Regions from separate parts of the Homo sapiens genome. Here regions 1 and 3 are each linked to region 2. A link is an interaction called in ENCODE POLR2A ChIA-PET data of the cell type or tissue named here. Cell type or tissue: OCI-LY7. All regions are shown on one strand. Links, peaks and the distances in the headings refer to the core of each region. The heading gives the core; the rest is flanking DNA. Region 1 overlaps RABGAP1L (RAB GTPase activating protein 1 like). Region 2 overlaps RABGAP1L (RAB GTPase activating protein 1 like). Region 3 overlaps RABGAP1L (RAB GTPase activating protein 1 like).

Region 1 (7,327 bases), core at 872-5,871, 54 kb before region 2:
ACTGTGGCACTATTCACAATAGCAAAGACCTGGAACCAACCCAAATGTCCAGCAATGAAAGACTGGATTAAGAAAATGTGGCACATATATACCATGGAATACTATGCAGCCACAAAAAAGGATGAGTTCATGTCCTTTATAGGGACATGGATGAAGCTGGAAACCATCATTCTCAGCAAACTATCACAAGGACAAAAAACCAAACACCGCATGTTCTCACTCATAGGTGGGAACTGAACAATGAGAACACTTGGACCCAGGAAGGGGAACATCACATACTGGGGCCCGTCATGGGGTGGGGGGAGTGGGGAGGGATAGCATTAGGAGATATACCTAATGTAAACGACAAGTTAATGGTTGCAGCACATCAACATGGCACATGTATACATATGTAACAAACCTGCACGTTGTGCACATGTACCCTAGAACTTAAAGTATAATAATAAAAAAAAACTTCCAAAAGCAAAAAAAAAAAAAAAGAATTAGAATAGGCTGAATGCCATTTCACCCTGGGTGGAATTATTACTTTTGTCTTAAATTATTTTTATTTGTTTGCCCCTTCTAGATTATCTAGGGGAATGTAACAAGTGGCACTTAATAGTGGGATACTAATAGCACTTCAAATTTGTACAGCCTATAAATATTTTAAACACTTTATTCTCAAGTTGAATGGTTTCCATTATTTTCTCCAAACAAACTTGAAAGAATGAATAATTTTCATTCATTTATTTCATTTACTTATTTGACCAATTTTAGTAGAATATCTACCATGTTTTGACCTGATAAGGGTTCAGAGGAAGTCCTCGTCTTTTGGCAGGTGTCTGTTAACAAACAACTTGGGGCCAGGCACGGTGGCTCACGCCTGTAATCCCAGCACTTTAAGAGGCCGAGGTGGGCAGATCACTTGAGGTCAGGAGTTTGAGACCAGCGTGGCCAACATGGTGAAATCTCGTCTCTACTAAAAATACAAAAATTATCTGGGCATGGTGGTGAGCACCTGTAATCTCAGCTACTCGGGAGGCTGAGGCAGGAGAATGGCTTGAACCTGGGAGGCGGAGGTTGCAGTGAGTCAAGATCGTGTCACTGCACTACAGCCAGGGCGACAGAGCAACTGTCTCAAAAACACACACACAAAACAAAACAAAACAAAACAAACAAACAAAAACAACAAAAAACCCAACTTGGTTCTAGTCTCGACAGTCCTCTCCTGCACCAAATGTAGTGCTCCAAGCTCCATTTCGATCCATAATCAGGAAATGTGAGCACACATTGTAACATAATAGGTGAAAGTCTTTCCTAAGAGAAAAATGAAATTGAAAGCTTAGCCAACTCAGTCATGCCCTCTTAGATAAAATATATTTATTTTCCAGCCTTCTCTTTCCTTTTTGCACCCTTCCCAACACTACAAAAGGTAGTCATTGAAAACATTTAATTCTTGTGTAACAATCTTGAGTGCTAAAGTTAAACCTTGTTTCTCAAATCTTTGAAGAGTTCAAGTCAATAACAAATTGGACTACACATTTATAGATGCCATTAACACTTTAAATGGAAGATATATTTCCTGTCTCTTTAGTAAGAAGGAAGCTGAGCAGCCTACACCCAAGCAATTTGTACCTTTCAGGCAGCAGCAATAAAAATGATTCTTTTACATGAAGGAATAAATTAATGTGTGACTGTTAGGTTGGAGAGCACTGTAGAGCTTCTGGTTAAATGTTAACTATTTAGAGGAATTATCCTCATTCTAGCATTTATCAGGTATTGTGTAGTTTTAACACTGCCTTGCAGATATGGAATCCGAAATTATCAAAATTGTGGTCACAATCTACTAGCTTGGTGGACTTTGACAGATAGCTCAGTAAATGCACCTGGGACCTTCCCTCCACCCCAGCCCACCCTCCAGTGTAATTTTTAGGATGTAATTACAGAGGAAAAAAGGTTTTGAAGGTACCTTAATGCACTTCCCTAGCAGCAGGATGCATGTGCTCAGAGTATCAGTGACTTGGAGATATTAATTTGTATACTCAAAGAACAGTCTGGGAAGGATTTGTCACAAACTGTTCCAACAGGCCCTACAAGTGGAAGACTTGCTATTAATAATATTAGGATTCTTCCAGAAGAGAGCTTTTGAGTATGAAAAGTTAACCTCCTTCCAAGTATTCTATGTGGCTGATAGTTGTCAAGATCCTGATTAGGAAGTACCTGCTAGCGAAGTGTTGCAAAGAGGGAAAGTAGAACATGTTATCTGGATCTATCTAAAAGGCTTGTAGTGAGGCCCTCAAAGAAAATAAAACAGTTCTTTCTGTCTTTAAAAGACATTCGTATATTTAAAGAGAAGATATTTGTTGTACAGCTCTACATTAACAATTATGCTGTAATTTATGCAGGTATATGCATCACTTTTGTTTTTTTCTTTCTTCCTAGGAGGAATCACAAGAATCTCTTAACAAGTGATTGTCTTTGGAAACCACTTTGTATTTTCTATTTTATTTTATTTTATTTTAAAGGCATAAAAGTCCAAAGAGAAAATAATAGTCACCCCACATAATTAAACATTCAGCTTGCCAATCCACGCACAGCCAGGCTAAGCCTGTGATTTCAGTGGCCAAGAGAACTGAAGCAGTTTTTAAAACATTTATAATTATTTATATCGTGATTCCAAATGGGTGGTCTGGAGAGATGTTTCGATATATCTGATTCTTGAAGAAATTATGCCAAATTAAACTTCTTATTCACTAATATCAGTATAAAGCAGTATGCACACAGGGCCGCACAATGATGTATTATAAAAAATTTGTCACCAATCACTTTCCAATACAAAATGATAATGGACAAATCAGAAATGAGGTAGCCTGGCTGGGCGTGGTGGCTCATGCCTGTAACCCCAGCACTTTGGGAGGCTGAGGCTGGCAGACCACATGAGGTCAAGAGTTCGGGGCCAGGACAATATGGTGAAACCCTGTCTCTACTAAAAATACAAAAAAAAAAAAAAAAAAAAAAAAATTAGCTGGGTGAGGTGGCGGGCGCCTGTAATCCCAGCTACTCGAGAGGTTGAGGCAGGAGAATCGCTTGAACCTGGGAGGCGGAGGTTGCAGTGAGTCAAGATCATGCCATTGCACTCCAGCCTGGGCGACAAGAGCAAAACTCCATCACAAAAAAAAAAAAAAGAAAGAAAACAAAGAAATGAGGTAGCCTGAAGCAATAGCAATATTCACGTTTGCAAGTGATGGACCATCCCAAAGTGGATCAGCTTTAGCAGCCTCATCAAATAAGAAAATGTACAGGCCAAGAACACCAACCACCAAAGAATGGCATGTAAATACCACCCTTGAGTTCCATTCAATCTTCTTTTCAAAGCTAAGACTATTGAAACTTGGAGAAACTTTTGTGAAAACCAGTAACTTACAAAGTAGAAAAGAAGCTGGAAGGTGAAAAAGCTGGCACAAATAACGCTGATGAACAATTTCGTGTTGATATTCATATTTCTTCAACCAGGGATTATAGTGGTGGAGCTGGAAATAGAAACTAATTTCTCCCTCTGACTCTCCAGTTGGTTCCTTCCCACTAGACTTTTCAGCAATGGCTGAAATAGCAAGTGGCTAAAAATGGGACCCACTTGATAAGTGTGCTGTGTCCCGGGCTGAGTTCGCTCACGGGTGGCGGCTGAGCCCAGGCGGGAGAGGGCAGCTGGTAGCTACAGGCCTCTGGTCATCCGGCCCAACCCGAGTGCTGGAGCTGGCCAGAGCCACCACGCGAGATGCTTGCAGGAGCCAGGGAAGCCACGGGCTCCAGGCCGGTTGGAGGTGTAGTCGCAGAGGCTCCAGCTACCGCTGCGGCCACCATGCCCACCCGGACTGTGGCCCACTTTGTATTTTCTAACCCACCTAATACATATATTGATTTTCTTTTATTGTTTTATAGACAACAGGAATTATTTGGATAGGGAGATTACCTCAGAGTAGTAAACTTATGAGTAACTTCTGTATTTTCTTTCTGTGTTTCAGTTTTTATTTCTATGTGTTTTCAAAATTTTCTATAGTCAACATATTATTTGAATCCTTAGTAAAAAGAAAACCTCATTTAAATCCAAGAAAAGGCTGAGTGTGGTGGCTCACACCTATAATCCCAGCACTTTGGGAGGCTGAGGCTGGAGGATTGCTTGAAGCCAGGCGTTCAAGACCAGCCTGAGCAACATAGCGAGACCCTATCTCTACAAAAAATGTTTTAAAAATTAGCCAGGCATGGTGGCATGTGCCTGTAGTACCAGCTACTTGGGAGGGTGAGGTGGGAGGATCAAACCTGGAATTTCAAGGCTGCAGTGAGCTATGATCTGATCACCACTGCACACGAGCCTGGGCAACAGAGTAAGACCCTGTCTCCAAATAAACAAACAAAAAAAGCAAGAAAAATCTTTAGGGACTACACCTTTTTGGCAAACTTCAATTTAAATAAATACACACAAATAGCTATTCTTTTAATAAAATACATTAATCAACCTTATTATATCATTTCCCTACTCAAAACCTTCATTTATAGAATTTAAAATATCAGTTACTCAGCATTACATACACAACCTATCATGATCAACTCCCACTCTCTATTTCCTGGCCTACCCCCTACATTTTAGCCAGATGGAATAAGTTAAAAATCCTCTTGTGCCATCTTTCTATCCCGTGCCTCTCAAAGTGCTATTCCTTCTGCCTGGAACATCTTTCCCGTCCCCTGACAATCTGATAAATTCCTATTTTTTCTTAGATTCCTGTTCAAAAGTTTCCACCTTTAAATAGGCACAGATATACACTGCTGGTAGTTATATTAACTAATATAACCTTTAAGGAAAACAATTTGGCCTTATCTATCAAAATTACAAATGAATGTATCCTTCAACCCAGCAGTTCCACTCCTAGGAATTTAATCTACAGATATACTCACACACTTTTGTGAAATGTTATATAAGATTACTCACTGCAGTATTGTAGGAGCAAAATATTGAAAACAACCTACACACTCACAGAGTGGGAGGGAGTTGGTTACACATATTATAGAAATCTATACAGTGAAATACTATGTAGCTTTCAAATGAACAAGGACACCCTTCATGAACTGACATAGAAAAATCAACACATACTGTTAAGTGAGAAAAGCAAAGTACAGAACATAAAAGGGCCACCAAGAGCTCTGAAAAAAGAGAACACATATAAATTTGTTTGCATGTATAAAAATATTTATAGAAGGATACTTCTAAAAAAAACTACTAAAACTGCTGGGAAAACAGGAATGGGTAGGTAACTTCACTGGATATCATTTCATATTTGTTGAAATTCTGATACTGTGTGCATGTATTATTTATAAAGTAAAATTGTAAGAGCTTAAAAATCAAAACCTGTACTTTAAAAAGTGTCTACATCTTTATGAAAATATCTCTAATTATCTCCACCATTCCTTTATTCAATAATTAGAACCTTACTGGCTGCTGACACTATGTGCCAGGTACTATGGTAGGGAGAGAGAGAAGAAATAAAACAACCCACAAGGAAAATGAACTTCAGTGTACAACTCAGAAAAGCAGATAGAATATCCCATTTCAGTTAGTTCACAGGGTGCAAGGTGTGACAGGAGCATATAGGACAAACAGCACCTACACATTTCTAACAGTGCTCACATCACTGACTCATACACGGCTGTTTACATGGCTGTCTCCCAAACTGGACTGTTATCTCTTTGACGATGTCTCAAAGCTTAACACAGTGCTATGCACGTAGGAGGTATACATGTTAAATGAACCACTAAATAAAAGTATAACAGAAATAATCACTGCATTTTTTTGTTCGTTTGTTTGATTTTTGAAACAGTTAAGAGCTAATTAAGGCTGGGAGTGGTGGCTCACACCTGTAATCTTTGGGAAGTCAAGGCAGGAGGATCACTTGAGCCCAGCAGTTCAAAACCAGCCAAAGCAACATAGTGAGGCTCCCTCTCTACAAAAAGAAAAAGAAAAGGAAAAAATTAGCTGGGCATGGTGGTATGTGCCTGCAGTCCTAGCTACTTGGGAGCCTGAGGAGGGAGAATCACTTGGACTCAAGCATTTGAGGCCGCAGTGAGCCGTGATTGCACCACTGTACTCCAGCCTGGGTGACAGAGTAAGAGACACTATCTCAAAAAAGAATAGAAAGGCTGGTCACAGTGGTTCATGCCTGCAACCCCAGCACTATGAGAGGCTGAGGTGGGAGGATTGCTTGAAGCCAGAAGTTCAAGACCAACCTAAGCAACAATGTGAGACACCCCCATCTCTACAAAAAAAAACAAACAAAAAAATTAGCCAGGTATGGTGACATGCACCTATAATCCCAACTACTTGAGAGGTTGAAGCAGGAGGATCATTTGAGCCCAGGAGTTCGAGGCTGCAGTGAGCCATTATCACGCCACTGCACTCCAGACTGGGTAACAGAGAGAGAACCTGTCTCAAATAAAAATAAAACAGGGCCGGACGCGGTGGCTCACGCCTGTAATCCCAGCACTTTGGGAGGCTGAGGCGGGCGGACCACAAGGTCAACAGTTCGAGACCAGCCTGCCCAATATGGTGAAACCCTGTCTCTACTAAACATACAAAAATTAGCCTGGTGTGGTGGCAGGCATCTGTAGTCCCAGCTACCCAGGAGGCTGAGGCAGAAGAATGGCTTGAACCCCGGAGGCGGAGGTTGAAGTGAGCCGAGATCATGCTACTGCCCTCCAGCCTGGGTGACAGAGCGAGACTCCATCTCAAAAAAAAAAAAAGTTAAAATTAAAATTAAAAAATAAAACAAAAATTCAAAAAAAGAAAACAAAAGAGCTAATTAAGTACTCAGCTAGACTCTAACCTGATTCCACAATCATAAGAACTTAGTATATGGGTCTAAGGATAAAAAGATTTAAAAATAAATTCCATATCTTATGCATACACACACACATGAATGTATTTAATTGTCACAAACATATTGAAGATTATGATTGTAACTATGTGGGATTTCATCTTCCCCCAATATATTCATTAAATATGTACAGAGTGTGTATAATTCCCCCAGGCACAATGCTGGGCTGGAAATACAATGGTAAAAACAGAAATAGCTGGCCGGGCATGGTGGCTCACGTCTGTAATCCCAGCACTTTGGGAGGCAAGGTGGGTGGATCACTTGAGGTCAGGAGTTTGAGACCAGTCTGGCCAACATGGGGAAACCTCATCTCTACTAAAAAAATACAAAAATTAGCTGGGCGTGGTGGTGCACACCTGTAATCCCAGCTACTTGGGAGGCTGAGGCATGAGAATCACTTGAACTCCAGCCTGGGCGACACAGTG
Region 2 (7,327 bases), core at 1,386-6,385:
TTTCTTCTATAAAATGAGCATACTGCTACCTTACTTAAATTTAAGGGTTATCATGAAGATAAATGAAACAGTAAAGGACTACAAAGGGCCAAGCAAATATGAATTATTTATGCAGTGGAGAAACAGGCTCCTGGGGAGAATATATGATCTATGGTTCTGTAGTTTATGACCTAACCAGGCCCAGAATTTAGGTTTTCAAATCCTAGTAATGAGTTTTTTCTGTTGTGCCAAAAAGTAGCACACCTCAGGAGAGGGAAAATGTGTGTACTGTGGGTATATTGGGGTTATCAGTGCTTCTGAAGGAAGACAGGCATCACTACTTCCCAGAGATGCCCCTGGAAATGATATAGAAGATGCTGAAGAATTCAACATGATGACGGAAGGAGGCATTTGTAGTAATGCTAAGAACAGAAAAATGGACTAAGTGGAAAATTTGTAAGCATGTCTTTGAATGTAGATTTGTTATATGAACAAACTATATACCTAGTTTATTTTTGGTTTAACATAATAATTCTTTTGAGAAAACATGAAATAACTACTCAATATAAAACGCATTTTAAAACTGCTATAAATCAGTCAAAACTTTATTCCTTTTATCATAATGGTCACTATTTGAGTCACTAGTGCTATTTCTGAGCCATCTCCTATTGGCATCTACATTGTGGTTAGGCAGCTGTTATATGGTTTCACATGACAAAATAAAGGACTTCCTATATCAAAAAAAAAAAAGAAAGTTATTCTGTGCTAATAGTTTAGATTTTCTAGTTATCTAAAGTTAGTATTTATTTTTTCAATTTTCCTAGAAAATCATCCATTTCTTCTAGGTTCTCAAATTAATTTGCACAGGATTGAACAAAATATTTTCTTAGGATTCTCTTCTTTTCTATTTTTATCATTTCCCCATTATTTCTTGGTTTATGCCCTTTCCTGTCTACTTTTTGATTTTATAAACTTAATATCATATTTTTAAAAAATCAGCTCTTTTATTTAGCTGATCAATTTTTGTCTAATTTATAACTTTTATTCCCTTCTTCTGCTTTTTTATGTTTATTGATAATTTTTCTAACTTTGAGTTAGATATTTAATGGAGTTATTTTCTTTCTTCATTAAGATAAGTGCCTCTGAACTCTATTTTAGCTCCATCTCACAAGTTCTGATATGTATTGTTTTCATTATGCTTTTGTTTTAGATTTTCTATAACTTGTTTGGTTTCTTCTGATCTAAGAATTATTTTAGTAGGAAATTTAAAATGTCCAGGTGATGATATTCTTTTTCCTAAGTTCTACTTTTATTGCAATGAGATCACAGAATGCTGTATATATTTACTTTGCCTTTTGAAATTCTTTGAAATTTTCTTTATGGTCTATTTTTGTGAATGTTTTATTTGACATTCTTAGTTTTCAGGATACAAAGCTTGACAATCTCAAATATTGACTTCATTATTTTATTTGGGTTTTCTTTCTCTTAGTTGTTGTCCACTTGATCTCTTATGAACTAAGAGAAGTGAATAAACATTCTTATCACTACTATGTAACTATTATTCTTTATATTTTCTGTAGTTTCTGCTTTATGGATGTTTAATGCTATACTGTTGCTTTGAATTATTCCTCATTGCCTTATTTAAAACTTTTCCACTAAATTCAATCTTGTCTGACAGTAAAGATATAATCTCTACTTTTTTCTTTGTGTTTCCCATGTTTTCCATCTTGTCTGTGTGATTCCTCATTGAGTCTATTACCCTTCTTCTTCTTTTTTTTTTTTTATTTTTTTTTTTGAGACAGATTCTCACTCTGTCACCCAGGCTGGAATGCAATGGCTCAATCTCAGCTCACTGCAACCTCCACCTCCCAGGTTCAAGCAATTCTCCTGCCTCAGTCTCCCAAGTAGCTGGGATTACAGGTGCCTGCCACCACGCCCAGCTAAATTTTTTTCTTTTTTTTTGTTTTTTTTTTTTTGTATTTTTAGTAGAGACAGGGTTTTGAGCTCCTGACCTCAGGTGATCCGCACGCCTCAGCCTCCCAAAGTGCTGGGATTACAGGCGTGAGTCACCGTGCCCAGCACCCCCGCTTTCTTCTTTATACCCTAGGAAGGCCAAGAAAGCTCCTGCTGCTAGTACACAAATCCTATCCCATAAACTGGGCATTATTGGTTTTGCCCCCTAGAAAGTTCTGCCAGCTTTGTGTGAGATCTGCAGCTGTGGGCATTTTTAACTGCATTTATCATTCTTCATCACATTTTGTAGTCTGGAGTTGTGCATATATCTTTCTTTGAAGATAGGGTTCATGTTTCTACCATGTTGCTCTCCCAGTGCAGTTGGATAATTTGTAAGGGAGAAGGAAAATAATGCTGTAATCTTTGTTCTGTCATTTTAAAAATCAGAATCTAGAATTTATTTTTTGCCAATTCTCCTCCTCTATCCCATACTCTATGTCATGCTTTCTGGCCAAATGCTATGCTGTTCTGTGCTCTGCAGATGTTCTGATGTTCTAGATAACAGTATGTTCTGGTCCTTAGTCCCCTAAATGTGAATGGCCTATCTAATATAGTATAATAGTTCAGCTTTCCTTAGTTCTGATGACCAACATTATGCATATATTATCTGGTTCCTTGAAATTCCTCCCATAGTTTCTTGGCTGTTCTACACTGTCTATATCTATCTCTCCCAGAAATTTCTGGAAATCCGACTCTTGTCTCTAACTTGTATCTCTCTCTTCAGTTCAGTTTAGTCTGCCTGAAAAAATATTTTTACCAGGCAGTTCAAAGCTGCTGCTAAACCTTAAGACAGAACCATAGCTGGGCCACATTATGTACTCAATAGTGTTTCACCTATTATATACAGAGCCCTCTCCTGGGAATTGGTGAGGCACACCAAGATGAGTGCTTCAGGAACTCAAAATCTAATAGGGGAGAAAGAAAAAATATTGTTCTGAAGCTATTTTGCTAAATGCACATTTCCACGTAGTCTCCTCAATGCCAACATGTGCTATTAGTGTTAGCCATCTTTCTCTGAGCCCTCCCTGTAATGCATCACCTCTCTTAAACAATTAGGATTATATACGTTACTTTTTCCTATTCAAGGTCAATATATTCTTGGGTGGCCACAAAACTGCTATTGTTCATCAGTCCTTGCCTTGGTTACAGAGCTAAAATAATAAACACTGAACTCATAGAACAGCTGTATAAATTAGGATCCTTTGACCACAAAGAATAGAGACTCAGTAAAGTTGTCTCAAGTATCTGTGTGTGGATGTGCATGTGAGAGGGGTAACTGGGAACAGCTATTGTAAGGTTTCACATGAAAATAAGGAACAAAGGTATGTTTTGTGGCTAGGCCTTATGGGAACTCATGGAAAGTAGTTTAACCAGGTCTCATGAAAAGTATAGGAACACAGATGGAGAATTTCAAGTTGTTCAGAATCCAATAGATAAGTAATGATGTAATTAGTTCTTTATCCCCTTGGCAGCAATTTGTTGACCATCCTCTTCCCCCACAGATACAATTTAAATATATGTATCTACCCCCACCCCTACCAACACACACACACACACACACACACACACGTAAAAAAGTTCATGACTTAGCTCATACTTACTTGTCACTCTTGCTTATTCATGGCTTCTACTGACTCATGTCATTTTTTTTTTTTTTTTTTTTTTTTTTTTTTTTTTTTTGAGACGGAGTCTCGCTTTGTCGCCCAGGCTGGAGTGCAGTGGTGCGATCTCGGCTCACTACAAGCTCCGCCTCCCGGGTTCACGCCATTCTCCCGCCTCAGCCTCTCCGAGTAGCTGGGACTACAGGCGCCCGCCAGCAAGCCCGGCTAATTTTTTGTATTTTTAGTAGAGACGGGGTTTCACTGTGGTCTCGATCCCCTGACCTCGTGATCCGCCCGCCTCGGCCTCCCAAAGTGCTGGGATTACAAGCGTGAGCCACAGCGCCCGGCCCATGTCATTTTTGTCTGCCTCTTTTTCTGGTTAAGCAGTTGGTGTTTGCTCCTATCAAATAATACTCTCTATTTCAAATTAAAAATTTCCTAAGAAAGAACATCTGATCAGTCCACTATGTCACTATCATCAGTTAGATAAAACACTTGTACTAGGTCGTTAAATCTGTCAGCCTTCAAGCTACCTGAATGCTTTAGGTCAAATGTTCTGAGATGTGGTCAAGATGGTAAAGTCATGCAATATAGAACATGGCCATCTATATGTATCTAGCTAGAGTTGGTATCCTTAGCAAGAGGCTACAGGTAGGACCCCTTAGGAAAGGACTCTGGGTATACAGAAACTCCTAGATTTCACCTATCCAATATAGTATAATTGTTAAGCTTTCCTCAGTTCCAATGATCAACATTATGCATTTTATCCTAGGTTCTCTATGATTAGCAAGAAACATTAGTCTTGTGAAACAGATATGCTCATTTTATTGCATTTTAAGTATTTCTTTTATACTTACACGTAATCACTGCCAAGATAAATGTCCATATGCTATACCACCAAAGGCATGAGAACTTAGCCTGGCCAGCTAGAAACTTTTTGGAAAGAGGTATATCAAATAGCTACTACTACTAGTTTTCAAGGGGTTAAAGGGATTAATATATCTACTTCTATAAAGAGACTATCCATTCACTAGGGTCAAGCACTAGTATACCTAGCAGAAATTAGGGCTTACTTATAATTACATTTCTGCCACCTAAGACCACACAGACAAAAGATTTTTTTATTTCACTTTTGACAAATCAGCACTGAATTTAGGTCTGCTCATAACAATTCCTATGAGAATAGCTTTTATTATCATCATATAAAATGGGAAAGAAAATAATTCTAGATGCTAACAATGCCATCATTCTAGATTAGGGGTACACTAGATTAAAAGAATAAACTCCTTTTGTTTTAGAATTTCAACCAGGACACAGCTGTAAACTTCAGCCTGGCCTGGCATCTGAACTGAGGCAATAAATGCCATATTTGGCATAGCATTTGTTTGCCCAAATCTAACCATATGCCACTGGAATTGAAGAGGAGGCAATTCTCCACAGGGCCAGAATGTATTCCTTTAAAGCTCTCATGGGGGCATGCTCTTCCACCTGTCCCTGTGTGTGAGATTTGCCCAATTCTTGCAAAACTATAAACTCTACCAATCATAAAAATAATCTGATAATTTTTTAGAGTACACAAGTAGAAGATACATTCATCAAACAAAGGTGATAACAACTTAAGATCCTTACACAATAAACATCATAATGAGAAGTTTCTCATAAAAATATTTTCAATTTCCAGGTAATGACCTATATCTTATAGACATATTATTGATGTGGTTAAAAATAAATTCTTTATAGTGAATAATACAGAAAATTCATTCTACAAGGAACATTTTTTTTTTTTTTTGAGACCGAGTTTTGCTCTTGTTGCCCAGGCAGGAGTGCAATGGCACGATCTCGGCTCAGTGCAACCTCTCCCTCCCGGGTTCAAGTGATTCTCCCACCTCAGCCCCCCAAGTAACTGGAATTACAGGCATGCGCCACCACGCCCAGCTAATTTTTGTATTTTCAGTAGAGATGGGGTTTCATCATGTTGGCCAGGCTGGTCTTGAACTCCTGACCTCAGGTGATTTGCCCACCTTGGCCTCCCAAAGTGCTGGGATTACAGGCATGAGCCACTGCGCCCCGCCTGGAACATATTTTTATTAGTCAGATACATACCACACTACTTTCAGCATTCATTTGGTTTTCATCCAAGGAGTTACAAAGCACTTATAATATCATTTTGCCAGGAATCATGCTGGGTGTTCAGCATAGGGAACTGAATTTACCTCATACCTTCCCTCAAGAGAAGGAGCGATGAAGCCAACAATGCAAAAAGACTGATAAGTAAATATAACAGAGAACAATGTCAGAGTATGTCTAGCTGGCTAATCCATTGGCCAAAGATACAGAGGGCACATTCTGGCTTCAGCAAGTCCTATCAGAGATATGTCACACTTTGCATACTCTCAAAAGCGTTTACCTCAAGAGATACTATGAAATCTACTATCAGATGTACAAAGGAAGAAAACATATTTCTCAACTTTGATTTATGATTATTTTGTATCCCAGTGTAAAAACTTGATTATTAAACTGGGCAAGAAGAGAGAGATCAAGATTGTCATCAAGTCTCTGTTTTACAATGAGGGTGCTATTAGCAGGTGGAAAGAAATAGCTACAGAAGAATACATCTTTGAAATGAATTACTGGGTCAGACAGAGGGAGAGAGAAAAACAGATTATCTGATATGGAGCATAGAAAGAAAGTATATCCTTCAACTCCTCTCTCATACCTCAAACATCTTAGCTTCCCTCACTCCCTGTACAAACCTCCTAACATCCTAATCTACTCAATTTGCCTGGTCATGTATGACAGAAAATACATGTTGAAAAAAAAGAGAAAAGAAATGAATGGGAATAAAATTATGTTCTTGATACCACCTTGAAATCAAATTAACATCTTTTAATATATGCTAGCTGCTGAAGCAGTTGAATTACAGAATCTCAATGATTTAAAATAATAGTTTATTTTTTTGTTTATGCAAAGTTCAGATGGCAGAAAAGTAGGCATGGGGATTCTGAACCATGCAGTCATTTTAGGAATTTCAACTGAAGGTGGTTCTTTCACCCTCAATGTGTGGCTTCCGAGGTCACTTTGGGTGCCAATATCCAGTTGACACAAGGGATAGACAGCATGAAAGCTGCATAAGGAATTTTTTTTTTACATAACCAGACCAAAGGAAGAAATATACATCACTTTTATTCCCATTCCTTGGCCCAGTCTCAGTCACATGCCTATACTAATAAAAATGAATTTTTATTTCACGTTTGACAATTCAGAACTGATTTTAGTTTGCTCATCACAATCCCTATGAGAACAGAGTTTTATTATCATCTTATAAAACAGAAAAGAAAATAATTTTAGAAGCCAGAGGAGGCTGGGAAATATAGTCCAGCTGTGTCAGCAGAAAGAAAAGAAAATAGATTTGGTGAACAGTTAGCCAATCTCTGCCACAGCGTCTCTCTCCGAATATTTTACTTTATCTGCAAATTCATCCAGCTCTTCTGTCCCAGGAATGTGAATTTAAATGAATGGTGTATTTATTGCATTGAAATTCTACTTTAAAAAATTTGCCTCTCAGTGAAATTTACTATAAATTGAATTGCCTATAAAAGGTAAATTTTCATTATCATTACATCCTGACTTGTTCGATTACGAGTTCAACTAACTAAGAATATTTTAAAAACCTCTTTAGTTTTATTATATCAGTGGTACCATCTCCATTAGCATTCTTTATTTATCAAACTTAA
Region 3 (7,327 bases), core at 1,612-6,611, 150 kb before region 2:
TAAAAATACAAAAAATTAGCCAGGCATGGTGGCACACGCCTATAGTCCCAGCTACTCGGGAGGCTGAGGCAGGAGAATCGCTTGAACCCGGGAGGCGGAGCTTGCAGTGAGCCGAGATCGCGCCACTGCACTCCAGCCTGGGCGAGAGAATGAGACTCCATCTCAAAAAATAAAAATAAAATAAAATAACTCTACCACATGCCCGCATTGCCAATCGGGCACACAGCACTAAACAACAGCAACTGTTTTCCAGACAATAGTACTGTTGTTTACTTATTTTCAAAAATAATTCAATAGAGATAAAAGATATTACATGCTATTTCTACTTTGATGCCCTACTGCTACAAGCTCAATGTGTCCATCACCGTGCCCATCCTCCTCTCTTCACACACACAAAAAGCAACTCTCCACCACACTTTTGTGCCACTGGGCATGTCTCCACCATTTGGGCCTGACGACTTTGGATCATCTTTTCATTAGCTCCTCTTTCATCCCATGTCCAGCTGACCATTAATTTCTTCCTCTTGGGCCAGGTGCAGTGGCTCATGCCTGTAATACCACAACTTTGGGAGGCTAAGGTGGGTGGATCACGAGGTCAAGAGAGCGAGACCATCCTGGCCAACATGGTGAAACCCCGTCTCTAGTAAAAATACAAAAATTAGCTGGGCATGGTGGCGGGCACCTATAGTCCCAGCTACTCAGGCGGCTGAGGCAGAAGAATGGCGTGAACCCGGGAGGCGGAGCTTGCAGTGTGCCGAGATCGCGCCACTGCACTCCAGCCTGGCGACAGAGCAAGACTCCGTCTCAAAAAAAAAAAAATTTCTTCCTCTGACATGTCTGAGCTCTTGCCATTCCAGGCCAAATCCCTAGGGGTCACCTTCTCAGTACTCACTGGCTTCCTTCTCATCCCATCCATAAACCACTCTTCGTATTCCTTTTCATTAATATTAATTAGACATGTAAAAACAAAACTTGTCACTCTCTTAAGAACCTCTGAGAATAATTAGCCCAGTATAGGCATATTGTAAATATTTGTTGTGTATTTACTGTTGACTAAAAATGTTAAAGAAATAGTTTTGATCTGAGTCTTAAATGATTAAAAGTTTACCAAGCTGGCTAAGTAATTTTATTAGGTTGAACCACCTGAAGAAATAGATTGATCACTTAAGAGGGAGGATGACATTTCAGCAAAGAGAACACCACCATGTGCAAAGACATAGCACCTTCAGATAACTTCAAAGAATTTAAAATGGCTTAAGCAGAAAGCGATTCAACAATGAGCGAGATGAGAGATCCCTGTGGCCAGGTCATAAAGGTCCTTAAATACCATGTTGCTGAATTCTGATTTTATCCTACAGAAAATGTATTCATTTACTCTACCGAGCCTCGTGCTACATGTCAAAGATAGAGCAATAAGTTTGACAGAGCTGCAGTCTGGCAGACCTGCTAAAATGTGGTGGATACTGCTGATTCTCACCCAATATCCATTTCTCCTTCTTCCTTACTAACAGACCCTGAGTTTATTTCAGCTGGCAGTGTGTCTAGATAAAAGGTGACACTCCCTAAATTCCCTCAAAGCTGCTATGTAAGCAGAAGTTTAGAGGGGAGCTTCTAAAAAGGCTGCTTAGAAAGAGCTCACCCAGGAGAATGAGGCCTTTATATCCTGCATCTCCTTTTGGACTAAAATTCTGCCATAGAGTATGGGTGTGATGGTGGGAGCTCTAGTTGAAAGGATTGGTTTTGTGCTGGGCACGGCGGCTCATGCCCGTTAATCCCAGCACTTTGGGAGGCCGAGGTGGGTAGAACATGAGGTCAGGAGTTCGAGACCAGCCTGGCCAACATGGTGAAACCATGTATTTTGTATTTTTCTACTAAAAATACAAAAATTAGCCGGGTGTGGAGGCGCGTGACTGTAATCCCATGTACTTGGGAGGCTGAGGCAGGAGAATAGCTTGAATTTGGGAGGCAGAAGTTGCAGTGAGCCAAGATTGTGCCATTGCACTCCAGCCTGGGCGACAGGGCGAGACCCCGTCTCAAAAAAAAAAGAAAAAAAGAAAGGAAGGATTGGTTTTTAGGTGACCTTGAGGATAGAAGTCCACATGACGATGTAGGTCACTAATGACTGATTAGCTTGGGTTACTAATGACACCAAAGATATACCTTTCTAGTCCTAGGCTGCTTTTATGTAAAATAATCAACACCTTTTATGTTTAAGCCAATGCTATTTTGGGTTCCCTATATGTGGCCAATCTAATTCTGCATTGATACACAGAGTGATAGTCAAATATCACTTTATATTTGGGAACACTCATTCTGATTATAGTGTAAAGGATGAACTGGGGGGTGATCATGACAAAAGAAGGTTATTACAGGAAACTGAAAAAACCAAAAGCTATTTATCATACCAAATGAGATAGGAGGAAGCACTAGAGAAAGGGGAGGTAGTATAGTCTAACAGCTAATGTTATTGACTTTAGAGTCTGACTTCCAGGCTTAAATCCTGGTTCTACTAGCTGTGTAACCTTGATCAAATGAATTACCTGTTTGCGACCTTATCATCAATAAAAAAGAAGCTTTACTGTCTTTTTCTTTTTTAATTTTGTACCAGGCTCTTACTGTCACCCAGGCTGGAGTGCCATGGCATGCTCACAGTTCACTGCAGCTTCAGCCTCCTGGGCTCAAGCGATCCTCCCACTTCAGCCTCCTGAGGAGCTGGGACTACAGGTGCATGCCACCACATCCGGCTAATTTTTGTATTTTTTGTAGAGACAGGGTTTCACCAAGTTTCCCAGTCCAGGAGTTTCACCAAGTTGAACTCCTGGACTCAAGTGATCCGCCCACCTCAGCCTCCCCAAAGTGTTGGAATGACAGGCGTGAGCCTAGTTGTTCTTCTTTATTCTGGCTAAGACAAGTTTACATTCCTCTTCCTGAATGTCATGGCCTTTCATTAGGTAGTCTCACCTACTTAGCCAATATTTTCCTCTGTTCCTTAATACATATTCTAATCACATCAGTCTCTGTAATGAGACACTGAAATACTCATTCCTGTGTTTGCGTCTTCACTCACATCATTTCTTCTATAATGTTCTGTTTAAACACTTCTCTCTAACTAATTTCTATCCACCCTGCTTTAGTCCAATCTCCATAAAGCCTTTTTTGGTCTATAGTTCTCATGATTTTGTTTTCTCTACAATGCTGATTGTCATTGTGATCCAACTTAGCACTTTTTTTGTTTGTTTTTTGTTTTTTTGAGATGGAATCTCACTCTGCTGCTCAGGCTGGAGTACAGTGGCACAATGTCGGCTCACTGCAACCTCTGCCTCCTGGGTTCAAGTGATTCTTGTGCCTCAGCCTCCAGAGTAGCTGAGATTACAGGTGTGAGCCACTATGCCTGGCTAATTTTTGTTATTTTTAGCAGAGACAGGGTTTCACCATGATGGCCAGGCTGGTCTTGAACGCCTGACCTCAGGTGATCTGCCCACCTCAGCCTCCCAAAGTGTTGGGATTACAGGCGTGAGCCACCACACCTGGCCCAACTTAGCTCCCTTGAACTGCTTCCGAAGTTCTTAATTTGCATGTATACATAACTTGTCCTACAGGAAAATTTTAAGCTCCTTTTCATGTGTAATTTCTATAACAAAATGGCAGTCTAATAGCTATGCACATAGTATATGCTCAATAAAACCTTTGCTGAATAATCAATATAAATTCTCATTTTGTTATTTCCATAAAGATTTCAGTTTAGCACTGAGAACACATGGACACAGAAGAGGGGAACAACACTCACCAGGGCCTGTTGTTGGGGGTGGGGACTGAGGGGAGGGAACTTAGAGGATGGGTTAACAGGCACAGCAAACCACCATGGCACACGTATACCTATGTAACAAACCTGCACCTTCTGCACATGTATCCCTTTTTTTTTTTTTTTTTTTTTGTTAGAAGAAATACAAAAAAAATTCACTTCAGGAGAGTTAACCCCTTTATGCCATTCAACTTCATCAACTGAATCTTGGTCAGTATGCCTATAATGTACAAAGAGTGGTAAGTGCTAACTAGAAAGAAGTGCAAAAGTAGACCAGAAAGGGAAGATACAAACATCAAATTTTAGCACATCAGAGAGGGAGAACACCAAACCTTATACTCACTAAATCTCTCATTGACATTTTGTAACATGAGTAAGAAGAAAATACTTTTGGAATACAAGGTCTTGTATGTCAGGTACTAATATAAGCACTTTATATACACTATGTACTTTATATTCATTATCTTATTTAACATTCAGAATGATTTTTTGAGGCAGGTAATGTTATCTCCATTTTATAGAACACAAAATGAAGCTTAAAAAGGTTAAATCACTTTTCAAGATTGCTAAATTACTTACTACACATTTATTTACTAGTATGAAACCTGAACATATTCAAATAAGATGATGTCAGGTTTCTGTAACACTGGTCCCAAAAGTTGACTATGACAATATTGCCTCTTAAGAATACCAATCCATTGGTTTACTGTTGTTTCTATGGAATAAGCAATCTGTTTTTTTCAAATAGAGCATCAACATAATGCATTTTACCACCAGGGGGCAGCAAGTAAACAAATGCCACAGGTTTTCTTTAAAAATAAACCTCTAAAAACTTAGTGCAAGAATCAGTTACCCAACACATGTTTTTCCAGCTAAGTTCTATATTGCCCATGGTGTTTACTTATAAAGAGAGTGATGGGATGATCCTACTGAGTCCCATACTGAAGCCACATCAATGCAGGCTCAGTCAGATGTGGGCTGCTGAGGGTTCTCAGGTTCATACCACTCTCATCTCAAGCTCTGGGGCTTCTTGTGACAATGTCAAATCCTACTTCCTTTCATGTTAGCTGCCTCTGACAGTCCATATGATTTATGGGAGCATCATAACCTTTCACCTGGTAGGGAAGACAATCACACCTGGTCAGAAGAGAGGTATCCTAGTCTCCATAATTCCTATTAATAAATCCTTTAATACAAAATGGTGGTGTTTGGGGTTCTTTCAGGTACTTACAAGCCTGTGTGACTTTGAAATAAATTTTATCACAGCACGATTTCACTCCTTACCTTTACCACTTCCAGCTCCTCCTTGCTGGCTGCTTGCTGTTTCTCCAGCCTGGTACTCAACTGCGAACAGATCTAAGGATGAGAAAAGAGTCTTTTACTAGAAAACAGAACAACTCTTGCAGCATGTACACATAACTACTTATCAATTCATGTGTTATGCTAGCACATCTGATCCTAGAAGGAATTTTACAAATGAATAGCACTGCAAATGCCAGTCATTTCGGAAATGAGCAGCAGAAAGCTGGAGCGTTCCATATGTAAAGCACACTCTACCTTAATTAGTAGAAACATACGGAGAGTAGATTTGGTTTCTTTCTGTCACTAGCCTTCTGTGACTGGTTCAAGTGAATTCCTGGCCTCACTTTTGGAATTAACCTATAGAATCTTTGCTGAGTATTCACTTTGTACAAGTTAGTATGCTGAGAAAATCTTGATGAAAAGAATTCTAGACAGAAATATCTCCTTTCTACTGTCACAGAAAGAACCTGTTTTCAATCACAAAAGTTTCCTTAAGAAGTGGCAGAGTGATGTTCTCACTCATAAGTGGGAATTGAACAATGAGAACACATGGTCATAGGGAGGGGAACATCACACACCGCGGCCTGGTGGAGGGGTAGGGGACTAGGGGAGGCATAACATTAGGAGAAATACCTAATGTAGGTGACGGGTTGATGGGTTCAGCAAACCACCACGGCACGTGTATACCTATGTAACAAAACTGCATGTTCTGCATGTGTACCCCAGAATTTAAGGTATTAAAAAAAGGTGGCAGAGTGGATAAAACAAAGTTAAAATGACCAGAAAATAATACAGACTAAAACTCTTATTAAGTAGGTTTGGCAACATAGCATAGAAATTAAAAACTTAGCTGCTGGAGTTAAATGTGAGTTTAAGGCAGGCCAGCTCCATTTCTTTATAGCTTTGTGAGCTTGGGCAAAGTCATTAATCTTTCTAAGACTCAGTTTCCTCATGATTGAAAAGTGCTGTGCTATAGCAATCAAGTGGAAAAAAAAGTATGCAAAGGGGTTAGCATAGCACTTGGCCAATAGTAAGTGTACATTAAATAAAATATATTCTTCTTATTGATTCTGAAATAAGGTGCTAACAAGTATTAGAAATGGTAGAAATAGGTGCTTTCAAAGGAAAAAATCTAGATAAATAAGTATTGGATGTTCAAATCCATTGTCTGAAATAAGAATCTTTTATTTTAGAAAAGTGGATGAAAGGTGGGAGGATCGCTTGAGCCCAGGAGGTCAAGGCTGCAGTGAGCTGTGTTCAGACCACTGCATTCCAGCCTGGGTGACAGAGCAAGACCTTGCCTCACAAAAAAAAAAAAAAAAAAAAAAAAAAAAAAAGATGGAAAAACAGGGGATGTGAAATTTTAAAGTATAATTTTGGATAAAAACATATATGGTCTACCTCTATTATCAAAACAGACATTTAAAAAATCCCACCCAGTCTACTCAAAAATAGCTCTGGTGATGAGGGCTTGCTTGCTGAGTTTAGTTTGTTGAGTTTCATTCCAATTTCTCCAGATCCAAGCCTGAGGAACCATTAGTAGGACGGTATTGACTGATGTTAAAAAGAAGAGATCACCATGGTAGATTCTGCAAACCTTAAACCCTTTTAAATAAGCCAAAACATTATGCATAGAGCCAGTAATAGCCAATTCCAACTATAGAATGCATTTAGATTGTGTCTTATATCCTTATCTTCAAACAGATGGGTCTGTTGCCTTTTGCATTATTTCAAGGGCTTGCCAGATAATATTCAAGAATAGTCCCCAGGATTACTATTTGAAGAGTGCTGCATTTGGTGGCCACCCATGGCATAATCTGGCAATGAAAAACATGCATTTGTAGCAATGGGAAATTCCACAGCACATAGTCTTTAATGTTCCTTGTATTGGTTAATGTCTACCACCTCTTCTCCTAGATGCCCACATTCGGCATCTCAGATCACCTTCAAGGTTTTCTCGTCTAGCAAAAAAAAAAAACAAAAAAAACTGTCTTTTGTGTCTCCCTTTTCTCTATTTTCGTTAGTTATTTAGTTCAGGGACCTGGTTCTTCTTACAGTTGGACTCTGGTATTCGCGGTCTGTCTCCTTGGTTCCACATTTCTTACTGGGACAGATTAGTGCCAATAATATGTCTTTGATTATGCCACTTTCCTGCTCAAAAAGATCCTACCACAAACAAAATAAAATCCAAGGTCCCAAGCCTAGCCCTGAAGACTTTCCTTG

What was found. Peaks named below come from ENCODE experiments on the same cell type or tissue, not always from the same donor. Only the 100,000 strongest peaks of a DNase experiment are listed, where the experiment ranks them.
Region 1: POLR2A ChIA-PET joins it to region 2 with 6 read pairs; 3 of 35 experiments call an interaction of 5 or more read pairs at or near these places.
Region 3: POLR2A ChIA-PET joins it to region 2 with 5 read pairs; 4 of 35 experiments call an interaction of 5 or more read pairs at or near these places.

What each region holds. Positions count from the first base shown.
Region 1 is chr1:174,888,570-174,895,896 of GRCh38, reverse strand. The region is part of intron 19 of RABGAP1L (RAB GTPase activating protein 1 like); the gene reads right to left. Among named protein-coding and RNA genes, the nearest start is that of RABGAP1L-AS1, 62 kb to the left of the region's middle. In OCI-LY7, for the core only: no CTCF peak of the experiment used is centred there; no DNase peak of the experiment used is centred there.
Region 2 is chr1:174,835,263-174,842,589 of GRCh38, reverse strand. All of the region lies in intron 19 of RABGAP1L (RAB GTPase activating protein 1 like), which reads right to left. Among named protein-coding and RNA genes, the nearest start is that of RABGAP1L-AS1, 120 kb to the left of the region's middle. In OCI-LY7, for the core only: no CTCF peak of the experiment used is centred there; no DNase peak of the experiment used is centred there; H3K27ac peaks cover 1,813 bases.
Region 3 is chr1:174,980,665-174,987,991 of GRCh38, reverse strand. It overlaps RABGAP1L (RAB GTPase activating protein 1 like), which reads right to left. Exons shown (of 26, transcript NM_001366446.1): 24 at 5,087-5,158. Among named protein-coding and RNA genes, the nearest start is that of CACYBP, 16 kb to the left of the region's middle. In OCI-LY7, for the core only: CTCF peaks have their summits at 4,353 and 4,569 (motif pointing right); a DNase peak (open chromatin) is centred at 4,591; H3K27ac peaks cover 411 bases.